Linked DNA regions of Mus musculus: region 1 is linked to region 2. The links are chromatin loops, found by intact Hi-C in ENCODE. Cell type or tissue: heart. All regions are shown on one strand.

Region 1 (8,000 bases), 380 kb after region 2:
TGGAAAGAGAAAGGTTCCATGCAAGCTGTGCCTCTGCAGCCTTCTCTGTCTCCACAGGTTTAACAGCTACCTCACAGCTACCTCACAGCTACCTCACAGCTACCTCACAGCTACCTCACAGCTACCTCACAGCTACCTCACAGCTACCTCACAGCTACCTCACAGCTACCTCACAGCTACCTCACAGCTACCTCACAGCTACCTCACAGCTACCTCACAGCTACCTCACAGCTACCTCACAGGCTAGGTGACTGCTGGACAACTCCTCACTGGCCATGCAACTGCTCAGGCACTGGTTTTAATTAAAGATATTAACATCTTGAATATATAGAACCAAGATACATACCTTTTTTTTTAAACCATTTAGAAATTCCAAAGTTAGTTTGATCATTTCCTCTTACCAACCAAGAGTGCCCCTGATAGGCTGAGACCCAGTGATGGGCCAGATGTGAGGTGCCAAGTCTGGTGGACGCGCAAGCCTTAGAAAGCAGACACATTCATTGCACATGAGGGACATGCGCACCATGTGAACACAATCTAGGTCCACAGTGTTGTCACCAGATGTTATTGGTGAGAGAAACTGATGTTATAACAAATCCTTTGTGAAGAAGGTGTCAATTATATTATTGCTTTATTCTTCCATGATATTTGAATTTAAGGAAAAAATTATTATAAACTTTCATTTCATGACCCAAAGCCATCCATTTTAATGAATAATGAATATTTTAAGAGGCCTCTGAAGCCAGAACTTTGTAAATGCATACTTCTTTACATTTTTTTCAGTTACCAGTATTTTATTCTCATAAAACATTTAAAAATTAAAAGGATATTTACATCTTGGAGCTAAGTTTAGAACTGTAACAAATGACTTAATCTAAGTGCTAAATATTTAGTAAAAAAAACACAACAAACATCCTCTTTTAAAATGCTTATTGTCTGTAACCCCCAAATAAATTACAAAGAAGGCTTTGGTATAGTCTGCGTTGGTTATATTGTCTTTTACTGCCATAGAAACAAAGACTGTGAGGCCCACCCACCCCTCCCCGGTTCCAAGTGTGACATGCAGTGCAGCTCACTGAGGTGCAGTGCTGTGCAGTGATCTGTAGAACATTGCTTACTCTGCAGGAACTACAGCTGGAGTGCAGATCTGCATGATATGCCAGAGCATATTGCTTCTTACTCTGCTGATTGCCTAATGAAGTTAGGTTTGTTCGTAGGGTTAGTTGGTGAGCCAGCTGTATCCAGAAGGGAAGCATTGATCCACTGTTCCCCAGCTCCACTTTAAGTGTGTGTGTTTCCCTGTAGACTTTTTCCCACCGACCTGTTTGAGACCTTCATTGACATAGGACATTACGTTCGTGATATTGGTGCTTATAAGGACTTGGTATCACAGTTGAATTTACTATTGGTAAGTCTTGAGTTCTAAATATTTGGGCAGGCTGCTCTGGGATCAGGATAGTAGTAACCAATTTTCCTTTTATGACTTGGTTAGGAAGATGAGCTGAAGCAAATTGCTGAGAATATTGAAAGCATCAATCAGAAGAAAGCGCCCTTGAAGTACATAGGTGACTATGCTGTGTTGGACCACCTTGGAAGTGGAGCTTTTGGCTGTGTTTATAAGGTGAGTCTGCCCTGGGAGATAGTTCTCATGTTTCAAAACAAATTTGAAGTAACACTCCAGATGGCCATACTCATTTTAATTGAAGTCCTTATCATTGAAAACTAGTGAAGAAGTACAGATAGAGATGAGAGTGCTGGTTGTATCCAACACTGGGTGGTAATTATGTGAGTGTTGCCTTGGCTCTCAGCTCTAGTACCTGGTCCCTGACAGGGCATCCTTCACAGAAAATGAATCAAAATAGCTTGTCCCAGTGCATGACATAGTTTATAAACTTTCACCAGTGTTTCTACACCTGCCCAGGGAAAGCCTGTTGAGTCCTGCAGTGGGGACCAGACCAGAAGGTAACAGGTTTGAGCTCTCTCAGCTTAGTGTAAATGCAGCTAGACTCTCATGCTATGTGTTGGTTAACCATGTATGTAATTTTGTTATTCTAGTTCATCTGTCTTTGTCTAACCCTCAATTCTCAGCATTTAATTAATTGCTTTCCTTATTGTAGGTTAGAAAGCGTAGTGGTCAAAATCTTTTAGCAATGAAGGAGGTCAATTTGCATAACCCAGCATTTGGAAAGGATAAGAAAGACCGAGACAGCAGTGTCAAGAACATTGTTTCTGAATTAACAATAATTAAGGAGCAGGTAAATATTGTCTTATTTCTGAGATGTCTCTGATATAAATGTCATTGAAGCTGAGCTCTGCTGCTGTTCTTGTCCATGCCGTTTATAAATCAGTTCGGTATGAAATACTGGACATTGGTGCAGTGATATTTTTGCCAGTGTTTTTCCTAAAGCTTGTTATTGAGTCATGGAAACTCTTTTAGGAGTTTATAGCAGGGCCTTGGATGCAAAACAGTTGAGCTTACAAACCAGAACACACCATGTATGCTTAGCTACTGAGTTACTGCATAGGAACAGGAGAAAGACACCCTTAATGGAGTGCTGGGAATTTGAGAAAGACCACCCTCCAACTTCAGTCAGCTAAAGCCAACCTGTTGACACCCCTCAAGTCTGGCTTATTAAATCTAAAATGTAGGTTTTGTTTCATTTCCCCTTTCTAGAGCAGGCTTGTGTAGTCTAGGCTGGTCTTAGCCCTGCTCTGTAGTACAGACTGACCTTCAGGACCCGCCCCCCCCTTTCCTGGCTCCCTGTCCTAAGTGCTGAGATTAGGGGTGGGCCCCACTGTCTTCTGGGTTATTTTTATTATCATGAATATGTGACATAATCGCTCAATTAGCTGTCATTATGAAGGAGTATTGGAGGAAAACGGAGCGCAGGCGAGAAATGGGAATTCTTTCTGTAATCCGAGAAGATGCTGGTTCCTTTCCCAGCTCTCCTTGTTTGTGCATTTCTGTTTCTAAGTTCTAGGAAGCTGCCAGCCTCACTGCGCCCTGCAGTCATGTTTGCTTGGTGTCACAAACATGGTCTTTATTCATTGAAACCTATAGTTTGACATCACTAAGTTACAACAAAAGTCACCACTAATGGATTAGATCGCAAGAAGCCATCCCATCCGTTCAGAAACTCATCCTGTCCCCACTTGCTAGTTGATTTGGGTGCTAATTTGTTTAAGTGCGTTTCCTAAGAAAAAGGGTCCAGAAGAGGCCAATCAGGGTGCCACAGTTTAGATTTTGATGTCACTGAAGATTGTCCCTCCTGTGGGAGCCACCTGAACCAAAAAGAAGGATGTCATGGAATACAGAAGCCATAGGTACGGGAGTGAGAGACCCTGTCTGCTAAGAGGTGACAATGAGCACAGCACAGAGGCTTCGAACTACCAGGCTTAGAGAATGGCACAAGTTGGCATTATTCCCTGTTCCATGCAACTGCTGGTGACACCTTCCCATCCCAAGTGGGAAAAGCAGCAGAAAGGACACTTCCAGGGCTGAGGGACAGACAAATGTCACTGCTGCCTGGGAAGCCACATCCTGGCTACTCTGCTGCTGATAACCCTGAGACCGCTGGGTTGGTGTGAGTAGCAGCTACGTGGGCCCCACTCAGAGGGACACTCAGAGGCACAAACCATTTATAGACATCATGGCAATTCCTCTGAAACAAGACACTTTACCTAGAAACTACATTCTAAATAAATAGTTGGAGACATTTTACACCATTTTTCTTTTTTAGAACTTTCTCCCTCCCTGTGTAGCTGAGGCCCAACCCTGGGGCAGAGCATGCTAAGGGAATCGTTAAGGAACTGATCAGTCCTAAACCTGTCCACTGCCCATTAGGAAGTGCAGCATCTTCTAGCCTGGTTCACAAAGGCATGGAGGACACTGTCTCTTTCATTAACTTAAAAAAGTCATTTAAAACCTTAAATGGCAGCTGGCAGTCTTAGATGAAACTTCAGTGTACAAAAGCTTGTGTTTTGAAGAGTCTGATAAGTGTTTGCTATTTGTTTTCTTACAGCTTTATCATCCCAATGTTGTACGTTATTATAAAACATTTTTGGAAAGTAAGTATGAATTGCTTTCTAAGTAAGGAAACATATGTTTGTTATTTATATACATTTATATTATGTTGGCAGAAAATAAACCCATTCAGCTATTTTCTACTGGCTTTTATTATTAGGCATTGCTTTCTTAAGCAGTAAAATAATTTTTTAATTGATGACCTGAGAATACTTAAAATATTTTGATCTGTATTATATAGAGGCACAGTGTGAATAAACAAAAATAATTAAATTATTGTACAGAAAAGGAACTGTAGAAGAAAAAGAGAAAAGAGAACTAAAGCATGATGTTTTATTTTTCTTTTTGCAAGCTCACAGCAGCATCTAGTGGCATTTTCCACCCCTAATAAAATGGATTGGACTCCGCCTTCAAGGTTTTTTTTTTTTTTTCTCACAAATTTCAGTAGATGCCACCAGGTGGCGCCAGAGTCCTGGCTGAGCCTGCAGGCTGGCTGGCTTGTTTCCTGCTTGTGGGATGGAGAGCACAGTCAAACAAAGCCAAACTCAGTCGCTTGTTTACAAGTGAAGGAAGTATTGAACTTAACCATCTGTAGCATAAAATCCTGAAGTATTAGCCGGGCATGGTGACTCAGTCCTTTAATCCCAGCACTTGAGAGGCAGAGGCCGACTGTGTGTGTTTGAGGACAACCTGATCTACATAGTGAGTTTCAGGCTGGGCATGGCTGCATAGAGAGACCCTGTCTCAATACTAAACAGAAGCTGTTCTGTATGCAGCTCAATTGCTATGTTTTTACCCATTTCCCTTCTTTAAGTGATTTAGATGGACTCCTTCCTCCTTACGTGCTAGTTCTTAATATCGGGATTATTCCTGTAATTAAAGCTATCAGATTTAGTTCCTGACTTAGACTGAAGTAAGTACAAGTCATTACAAAAACAAAACACTTAACCTGACGACTTCCAAAATAAATTGAAGGAAACTTAAAATATGTATAATATTACCAAGTTATAAACTATGATGAAGAAGACTATAATTTGAGAAAATGAAAACAAACAGCTAAGCATAGTGCAGGCAATATGTATTTCTTGGAATGGTGAAACTTGGGAATCTATAAATGTCCGTAAGAGAGATGCTATATGGTTTATTCATTTTTGCAATCCTGTGAAAGGCAACAGGAAGAACAGTGTGCTTACATTCATGCTGCAGTGTGAGACTGGTGGAGAAGCCAGTGGGCAGGATGGGAGATGTCTGTCCTTTGCAGGCAGATTGTGTATGTGTGTATTTTGTGTATGTCCAACAGTCAGAAAAGACACATGTCACATATCATTATTAGTAGTTCAAATTGGCTTTAAAGGAGTGTATTCAGAGAACAAAAACAGCAACAAGAAAACCAAAAACCCAAACAGTGCTAAACCCTTGTAAACCCTAACATAAAATCAGAGTCCAGGTCTCTCTACTCGAGAGGGGCCTAGCAGTAATCTCTGTCATGGGTAGGTGCTTTAGTCTGTGTTATTGCAACATCATAGCGTGATCCGTGGGTAAGTTTGTATGACATAATCTATGTCACCATACAAAATGCAATTTATAATGCGGTTTTCTGAACGTCTTATTTGATCCGAGGTACTAAGAGGCAGGCCTCGTGACTTGAGACAGTTGGCTTACTGTCTTTGACATGGTTCAGGCATTCTATGGTATAAGCAGAAAATGATTATGCTTGCCAGAGAGGAGAAAGTCTGGAGTCAGAGGAAGTTGCTGCTAGGCTGTGACTGCCCCAAGGGCAGCTCTGTGCTCTGCCAGCATTCAGTGGATCCTGACACTAAGTTTTCCGTTTTGTGCTCCAACACTCCTTGGAAAGCCCGGGTTCTAATTTGTGAAGGTTTTCCAGGGCTTTATACTGACTTTACATTTCTGTGACTCCTTTTTGCTTTTGCATAGATGACAGGTTGTATATCGTTATGGAGCTGATAGAAGGAGCCCCACTTGGAGAGCACTTTAATTCTTTGAAGGAAAAACATCACCATTTCAGTGAAGAGCGACTGTGGAAAATATTTATACAGGTACACTACACCCTTCATTGAAATTTTCTTTATACAACAAAGTTCTGAGCTACCTTAGAGATACACTGTTGGTTACGTATATGGCAGGAATCAAATTTGCTTCCATTCTTGTTTCAAGCTGTGCTTAGCTCTTCGGTATCTGCACAAGGAGAAGAGGATTGTTCACAGAGATCTCACGCCAAACAACATTATGCTGGGAGATAAGGACAAAGTGACAGTTAGTAAGTATAAAAGTCTTCAACTTTTTAACTGAAGAAGTTCTGAATGTCAGTTGAGAAATGCACCCCATTTCAGAGTGGTGGTGCTTGTCAGTAGAACTTTTGGCATAGATGGAAATGTTTTCTCTGAGTTGTCCAGTGGAGTGAGTAAGCACTAGCCACATGATACTCTTGGGCAAGTGGAATGTGGCCCCTGTGGCTGAGGAAATGAACTTTTATATTTCATTAACTTTTGAGCTGGGTATTGGTTTGCACACATTGGAAGGTGGAGGCAGATGGATCTGGAGTTCAAGGCCAATTTCAGTGACATAGTAAGTTGGTGCTAGCCTTAACCAAACTTTTTTTCAAAAAGCCAAACCAAACCAAACCAAAAAACAGCAATAGCAAAAAACTCAATAAGCAAAATTCTTTTGTTAAATTATAATTACTTTCCATATCCCTGAGACAATAATGTTTGCACAATATTGGATAATGGAAATACTGTTCTAAATGACTGTTTTGCTCATATGAGAGATACAGTACTCTTAGGATGCTTCTGTGTTTAATTTAACTCCTCAATTAATGCTTTCTGAGTTTTTCTTTCTACCTCATAAACAGAAGCTTTGCTGATTAACACATTGAGCACATTGCTTTGGACTACTTTATCTCAGTCTGTCTTAAAGGTGTCAGACTTGCAGGGCTTTACAAACACAGCGACTTGTATCCTTTGACATAGCTGTTTGTTTCATTGGTTGGTGTTTTCATCTGTAGCAGAAAGGCAGATAACAGTAAATTAAATTTCATTGATTAGGACAGAGTTAGGGGGCACTTCAGCACTGGAGAGGCAGAGGCAGGGGTAGAGGCAGAGAGGCAGAGAGGCAGAGAGGCAGAGAGGCAGAGAGGCAGAGAGAGGCAGAGGCAGAAGAAGAGGCAGAAAGGCAGAGGCAGGGAAGTACGAGGGGGCAGAGACAGGGAGGCAAGGAAGCAGGAAGGCAGGAAGAAAGAGATAGAGAGAGAGAGACAGACAGACAGACAGACAAAGGCAGAGGCAGGTAGATTTCTTTCAATCTGAGGCTAGCCAGTCCTATGTAGTTTTCGTTTCCAAAAAATAAATGAATAAGTAAAAAATAAATACTAATAACAATACTAATAATAGTAATTAAAACTTTCCCCTCTAAATTAGAAGGTTTATTTTTACCCTATATTTATTTTTCTAACTCTCCATGGTTAACTACTTTTTAGTTCAGAGTGATAATCTATTTTTCCCCTGAGCCTTTTTCCTCTTGTTTGGGATATGTATGGTTAACTAGCTACAAAGGGGAGACACTCTTCATGTAGACTTTTAGTCTCTACACAGGTTGCTTCTGAGATTCCTACAGTAAAAGAATGTTTGAGAGCACACTACTAGAGTGCAGGCTTGTCTATGAATTCTGTATAAAGATGCTATGGAACACAGCAAGTTCTAGAGCAATTGATGATAAAGGGATACATTAAAAAAACAAAACAAGAAAAAACCCCCAAGCCACCACCAACAAAACCTGGTCACTTGGTATTGGATACCAATTGCTTGCTCTTCCCTGGGAGACTGTGTCTTCCTCTTTGAGAATTCCTTAGGAGCTAGTAGTAATCTGTGTGGGATTGAGGGCTCCTGGACTTTCCCGGTTTGATTTCTGATGTCTTCTGTTGTCTTTCTTCAATTATGTTTGCTTCGTGAGTGTAGCT
Region 2 (8,000 bases):
CTAACAAAATGAACAGTATGCAGCTGCTGATCTAAAGCTGTGGTAGATATTGAAGTTAAAATTGTGATTAAAGCAGTAAATCCTAAAATTGCTCATTTAAACTTTTCCAAGTTTGCATTCCTGGATTTTTAAACCAAGGATCATTTCCTAACTCTAACAGGCAGCAAAACATAAGCAGGTCTCTTTAACAAAATCATAACAGCAGATTCCTTATCTAAATGAGGATCTATGCAATTAATTAATTGACAAGAATTACAATGAATATGAAAAGACTCGTCAAGATTGGTGATCTTAACTCTTAAAATTATCTAACAATATAGCACACAGGTAAGGTACACAAGCTTTCACAGCTATAGGGGAGTTGGCCTGAATGGCCAAAAACAGTGTCTCTGACAAAATCTTATCAAATACACTGAAGCAGTCCTTCCGCCTCATGAGTCATCAGTTTTAGTTGTCCCCAAGTTGACACCAGGTCGGCTCTCCTTGCTGTAGCCCATGGCAGAGATAGGAAGAGTTTCTTCATCTTACTTGCAAGTGGCTGCTTGCCCCATTCCTCTTTTCCTGTGTGCTCAACACAGCTTTCTTGTCACCACTGTCAGGGCACTCAGGAACTCACAGGTCAGCCTGTCACATGAATCATTCTGGAAGCTATCATGCTCCTGCAGCATTCTGTGGAAAAAAACAGAAACATTGCCCCCTTCCCCCATATTAAATATCTGAACAGGCTCATGCCATGTGTCAATAAGTGGATCCTTTTCATCTCACCTAGACATAATTCTGTCTAGTTTTAGGATACTATGGAGCATTTAGTAAGTTTTTTGTCATCCAAATTTTAAATTTTTAAAAATAAAAATGTGATTTAAATAATGTGCATGGGGATATAATTCCCCCCTTCTTTGTTTTTTAAGAAGATAGAGTTTTTAAAGTTCCACAATACCATGTCTTTGAGAATTATTAAATTGTTGACAAAACATCTCAAATACTTGACTGTAATAGTCAGTTTTAATATCTGTTTTAATCTGATTTGGAACACCAAGTCTATTTAAAAAATTAACACAGACAGTGACTTTCAGTTGTTTCTCTTGTAGAGCAGTTGTAACTAGAAAACCTGAAAAGGTATTAAATAGTCACATGTGCATATTTTATTTAATTAATTATTTATTTAATCAGAAATAAGAGTATCCATTTTAAATAATTACGTATAAGTCCTCAAAAATTAACACCATTATGTGAAAACAGGTAGAAACTGAAGACATTGAGAACAATTTTTTACAATTTGACATACAGATTTTTTTAAATACTAAAGTATTATCTTAAGCCATTACTATTTTGATGATGTAAAGAACAAGGTTATATGGCCAGTTATTTTTGTGTTCTTATGAGTTGTATATGCATAAACAATTGCAAAATTGCAAATTCATAGTATCTGAAGGATGAACAGTTTGAAGCAATTGTAAACTCTGAGCACACACTCTCTCTCTGTCTCTCTCTCTCTCTCTCTCCATACATATATATATATATATATATATATATATATATATACTATTAATATACAAATTAAAGCTTTATGTTTTAACATTTTAAAACACTGGCTACAGTACACTATTCGATTATCTGTGTTGAAGTAGGAGGCAACTCAAAAGAACAAACATGTGATCTAGTCACATATACTTCTCTCCCATAGAAGTGCTGTTTATAAATATACTAGATGTATTCTTTATGGAATGCTTTGAGGAGAGATCTATGGAATGCCACTAGGCAGGAATCTGACATTGGCCAAGGACAAGGAAACAAGCCTCAATCTTTAGGCTGTAATAGGAAAGCAGGCCAAGGCAGTAACTCCAATCTTGGGGTGGAACAAAAGAAGCAGGCTCCAGGCAAGATCCTGGGTCCGGACAAGGACAAGCCTCTCTGAGGCTGCTCTGAGCTTTGCATTAACTGTAAGTATTTCTTAAACTGTGCATACTGTTACAAATTTTTAATCCTAACCAATAACTTATGAGCCAACAATCTATAACCAAGACATATAAAACATTTATACCTTTAAAACCATTCAGAAACGAAAAGGAAATGGCTGCATACATTTGCTTATTTAAACCAAACAAAAAGCTTAATTTTTCTAGCTGTAATTTCAAGAGCGGAGCACCTTGTCATCTGATGAATCTAATAATCACAAGCACAGAGATTTTTGTAGGAAAAACAGCCATCAGTTCCTTTACCATAGAACTTGAGAAGCTGCTGGTCCCTTTAAGAGCAGCGTTTACAATCAGCTCCTAGCAGGGCTTGATCCCTTTAAGAGCAGTGTTTACAATTCGCTCCTAGCAGGGCTTCTTCAGCCATACTAGCTCATCTCAGATATTCACATAGCTCTAAAAACATACACAAAAACACACAAAACAGAAACCAACAGATCCAGACACATGCGACCCTTTCTCGTGCTCCACAAGCAGGCAAAAGAATTAGATGATTTTGGAAGGGTAAGATTCCACTTCATAAACAGAACTTGGTCCCTCTGACTGATCTCTGGAGATTACCAGATGTCCCTGGCTCTCCCTACTTCCCAGGGCGTCCCCCAGGGTGGCAGTCTGTGGTGACCACAGTCCTGCGGTCCTTATGGCCCGAAAGGACAGCTGCAAATACCAAGCGTGTGTTTCAGAAAACCCCATCATCTACAAACACCAGAGAAACCAAACTCAGGTGGATCCAAACTCAGACTGCGCCATGCTTCAGAAACAAAGGACAAGACACAGACAAACAAACCAACACAATAAGCACACGTCACCGGCCGGCATGCATACATTCCAGAGGGGATCCCCATGCCTCCAAGTCAGTTCTTGGGTGTGAGGGGTGGTCGTGTTTCCCGGTCAATGCATGAAATGAAAGACCCACAACATGAGGGCTCACTCCCCCACGTTCTGACTCAGGAGAGGCGACACCCCAAATCACTCACAAGAAATGGTCTTGCTGCAAACTGCAAGATGACTTTTTATTTTGTTTAAGAGCACTCTTAGGCCCACAGAGGCCATCAGACAAGGAAACTGGTCACTAATTGTAAAGACCTTGTGTGTGCTGAGGACATCTGTGGGATTTCTTCTAGCCATCACCACGAGCAATGGCCTCAAGCAGCAACAGATGTGCAGACTGGAAATAGCAAATGACCGCAGGTGGTGACAAATCCAGACTGCAGGAGGTGGAAGATGCTCATCCATACTCGCAGCCTTAGAAACTCTTTACCAAACCAGTCCTGCCTGTCAGGACTTTAAAGTCCACTTCACTCAATTCACAAGCACCTACAGTACTGGCATTAGAGTCTTGACAGGGTGATAACCAGGCAAAAGAAAAGCTGTTTGTGTATGGCTGCAAGAACAAGTCTTCAAGTTTAAAATATAAAGTGTAAACAATTAGTTTTAAACTATTATTTTTGTTTTGTTATGTTTTACAAATCTACTAGCTTTCATGGAATAGTTAGGATTATGGAAATGGCCTATGAATTTTAATGTGTTTAGGAGACAATTCTTTACAGAATGTTTTGTCAGCCCAATGACGCCCAGTGATCTAACCTACCCTAGGCTGTTTGCTTTTATGCTCTAGCTGCCTTTTCAGGACTGAATGGGCTTTATTTTTATTAATATATTTCTTTTCACTGATATCAATATCTGTAAATAGTACATATAGTGACCAAAGGAAACTTTACAATTCAATCCTCTCAAAACCCTGTAAGTCAGATGATTTTGTTTTGCTCATTTAGATTTTAAAAATGGACCACAAATAGTTACTAGACATATACCATACCTAGAGCCATTATATATATCTTAGAACTAAAAGTTAAATCAAATTATTATTGTTAAAAATTCCATTACTTTATAAGACAGAGCAAAATTCCTCAAGGTTGTAAGGTATCCTGCTGCCCATAGCTTCCTCTGAACTTTTGGTGTTTTAGTATCACATTTTATAAAACTAATTAAGTCAGAAGATGCACATGTAAATGGGTCATAGTCTGCTGTAGTCCAAGATATCCATTAATTGAGTGTACGTTTTTCCTACAAATATTACTGTTTTTTTTTTATCTCATTCAAACAGTTATAGATTGGCCTTGGGAATGGAAAGTAAATGTGTCACTAGACTAGACAGAAAAGAATGTGTGTTGCTTCCAAATGCTGCAGGTGCTTTTGTGACTCTGAACACAAGGTGGCAGCCATTCACCCTTTTAGACTGTCTAAAAGAGGAGAGAGACTTCTTGCTGACTGCATTGAAGAGTTACATTAATTAAACTAATCAAAACACATGACACTTTGGAAAGTTGTAGGTGTCTATGTTAATCACAATTTACTGAAAATGGAGGCTTTTCAGATGAGAACTGAGAGATGCATTAATCTATGGGTATAATGGTAAGTCATTACGAGTCAGTGTGATATTACATTGGTTGAACAGAATGATCTCCTGTGGTCTTTATCCAGTCTAGTCACAGGTTCTCCAATATATAAAGGATTTCATTTTTGTGGGGTGGATATAAATCCAATCAAAAAGTAGTTGGTGCAGATAGTGTGGCCTATGAGCTATAAGGCTCTCAGAAATTAGGATGTCCATACAGGATTTTTCTTTCTTTCTTTCAAATACATTCAGTTTATTCACACAAACTTTCCTGATAAAATTATGCAAGTATAAAGGTTAAACAGACATCTTACCAAGCAGGGAGCACTTGCTTGGACAGAAATGCTGCTGCAGGGTTCCACTGGGGCATATTCTCTAGCAAAGATACTTCAAAAGCTGGCAGGGTCTACCCATGTCTGCCATGAAGTCCTTCAGCTGTGACAGGTCAGAGGCTGGCACTGTTGGACATCCAGAAGATCCACAAGAGTCCTGGGCAGCAGCTATCTCTGACAAGCAGGACTGTGTGAGCCCAGCAACAGTACTGGAAGTTCAACAGTCACTAAGGCCAGGGCCTCAGTCTTTAGTCTTCTTGCTGATGGGTATCAACACAGTGTCTCAGAATATAGCAGTATCATCCTACAGACCATTCCCAAAGTTCCGATTTCTGTTATCATTTCAATGGGTAATAGCATAGCTCTATCAGGGTTCACAGCTCACAGTGACAAACTAGTACATCAAGACTACCTGTGGGTTAGTTCATTAGCATATTATATCAGTCATGGGCTAGGTTCATAGCCAAATTCTCAGTAGCCCACCAAGGCCTTGCTTCTGAGGCCTTGTCAGAGAAGCCTGGTAGTAAGCTTGGGCATCGGAGTATTTCAAGTCACATAACATGGCTTTTTAAGTTACACACACAAAAAAATGGTTTCTAAGTTACACAAAATGGTTTTTAGTTTTGTTCTTAACAGTTGGTTACTCCTATGATATTCATGCCACTATTATACCAGCGGTCATCTTGCCATCATCACTACAGCTCACATTATTCATAGTTGGGTAAATTTGATAATTACTTTCTCCTCCAGTATTGTCTTAGTGAGGGTCCATTGCTGTGAAAAGACACTATGACCATGGCAACTCTTATAAAGGTAAACATTACATTGGGGCTGGCTTACACTTTCAGAGGTTCAGTCCATTACCATCATGACAGGAAGCATGGCAGCATGCAGGCAGACATGATACTGGAGGAGCTAGGAGTTCTATATCCTGATCTGAAGGCAACCAAGAAGAGACAACCTTCCAGGCAGGGAGGTCTCAAAGCCCATTCCCACAGTGGCACTTCCTACAAGGCCACACTTACTCCAACAAGGCCGAACCTCCTAGCATGTAGTTTTTACTACCCTGCTTTAGGTTCTCTTGGATCCATGGATGAAAGACACAAACACATTAGTTCATTTTTAACCTGCCTTATTGGCTCAGTGGCTGAGCTCTTCTAAGCCTACAGTAGCTAGTGTGCCCTTTCCTTTACTCCTAGCTCAACATGTCTGAATCTACCCTCAGCTTAGTTGCTTGGTTCCTTTCCTCCTAGTTCAGCACCTCTAAATCTTCCCTCAGCTTAGTTGCTAGGTTACCTTCTGTGAAGACCATTAATCTTGCTGCCCAAGATGATTTTGGGCTGTCCTTCTGTGGGGTGCTTTCCTTTTCTGCCTACATTTCAGAAGATTTCCCCTAAAATTCTGAGTCTCCCCCAAGAATCTCTATTCTCCTCTTCCTGCCCTCCCCTCCTCCTAGCTTGTGGGAATCTGGAAGTCCCACCTCTTTCTTTCCACCCACCCACTGAATGCTGGCATCTTTATTGACAGATTAAAGACCAATTGGGGGCAAGGTCTTTAAGCATCATTAAATACAGTTCCTGATGAAATCAAAGCATCAGAACCATTCCTCTACACCTGGGCCAAACATATTCAAACCACCACAAGTATTGAGCATAGCACCTGCCAGCACTGTACAAAAGCTAACCAGTGGGGATGAAGGTTTCATATCAGTACCGCCTTGATTTCTTCATGTTCTAGGACTTGAGTATGTGGTGCCTTACTGTTAAGTTCTGGAAGACAATTCCTAGCACTATCAACCACCTATAATAGTTATGGGTCTATGAAGCCTCGGTATGCAACAACTCCAAAAGAGGTAACCCATTGCTGGCACTGAAGTTTTCATTTGCTAGCCTAAGGTGTCTTATAGGGGCATGCATTGTGTTGTCAACTGAGGATCTGAAGTTACCTGGGACAAACCTACAGACACTCCTGTCAGGGATTATTTAGCATCTGAACTAGGCTATAAGGGATTGCATTGATTAAATTAATTGAAGTGGAAAGACCCACATTAAAAATGATCAATACCATTTCTGGGCTTAGGTACACAGGTGTATAAAATGAAAAGATTAATCAGAGCACAGGTTGCAGTCATCCATACTTCCTGCTGAGAATGTTCTATGCCCAGGGTCAGCTGCTTTGAGTTGCCAAGATATACAGCATGTTCAACTCTGAATCAGAACACATGCTTTTTTTCCATAAGTAAATGTTAGAACAGAAATAGTTGAGGTAGAATAAAAGGCATGGCTCTCTTCTCTAAAACTAGAGGGTTGAAGAAGCAGAAATTAAAAGCAAAAACAATAGAGAATGACTCTATCTCATTTGCCAACAGAAGCTATGGACCAGGGCACTTCTGTCATTTGAATGTACATGTCATTCTTGAGATTGTACTTTGCTCAGAGTCCCTGCTTTTCAGAACTCAGCTCTTATTTTCTGATGCCCAGTTCCACACCCGCTCCTGTATAAAGATGAAAATTATTGGGAGAAACAGTTTTCTTGGAGTGAATTCTGCATGAAGCAAAGCAATATGCAGGGGATACACACTGACAGGTAGGAATTTAGGTGATCTATAAACTTCACTTGAAGCCACTTATGAATACTTGCATAACTTCGGTTACTGAGGAAACAAGCAAGACTGTAACATTTGTTCCTCTCATGGGACATCCTTCCAAAAGTTTTCTGCTAAGTGTAAAGAAAACCTGTTTTTCTGGGTATACTTTATTTCACAGAAAGTAAGCACCGCAAAGATCAAAGTATAGGGCAGAAAGAAGATCATGAATTGTATGTAGTTTCTACAATATGCTGAAGTGTAAGAATTGATTTCCTCTAAACCTCAGTGAGAATGTTGAGGCAACCTAATCCACAGATGGGGTTGGGTGGGGGGAGTAGGGTAAAGCTCATATACAAAGAGATCCTGTGGCCTCACACATTGTACATGCCCAGAAAGGCTAGCCAGTCTATTACTGCTTGTGATTGTCTACCAAAAGGAGACACATTGGATTCTGTTTCTGATATCAGCCACTGCTGAAATCCCTTACCCCAAAAAGCTTTTAGAAATCATTACTTGAATTACTATTATATATAATAATTTTTCCAACATTGAGGATCAAACACAAGCATACTGGGTAAAACTCACTCTGACCTAAATTCCTACCCCTTTTTGTTAGTATCTGTTTCTTTACTTTTAGCTGATACAGAGCCTCATTCTGTAGCTCAGGCTGGACTTGACCTTTGGGATTCCCCTCCTCACCCTCCAGGGAG

What was found. Peaks named below come from ENCODE experiments on the same cell type or tissue, not always from the same donor. Only the 100,000 strongest peaks of a DNase experiment are listed, where the experiment ranks them.
Region 1: it touches region 2 in a loop (9-fold over the local background); 17 of 42 quality-filtered maps call a loop at or near these places.

What each region holds. Positions count from the first base shown.
Region 1 is chr14:14,859,434-14,867,433 of GRCm38, forward strand. It overlaps Nek10 (NIMA (never in mitosis gene a)- related kinase 10), which reads left to right. Exons shown (of 35, transcript NM_001195229.1): 16 at 1,306-1,408; 17 at 1,493-1,621; 18 at 2,118-2,255; 19 at 4,023-4,068; 20 at 5,960-6,081; 21 at 6,200-6,302. Among named protein-coding and RNA genes, the nearest start is that of Nek10, 43 kb to the left of the region's middle. In heart, a CTCF peak has its summit at 4,486 (motif pointing right); a DNase peak (open chromatin) is centred at 4,558; H3K27ac peaks cover 402 bases.
Region 2 is chr14:14,477,851-14,485,850 of GRCm38, forward strand. No RefSeq gene overlaps it. Among named protein-coding and RNA genes, the nearest start is that of Il3ra, 140 kb to the left of the region's middle. In heart, a CTCF peak has its summit at 4,179 (motif pointing right); no DNase peak of the experiment used is centred here.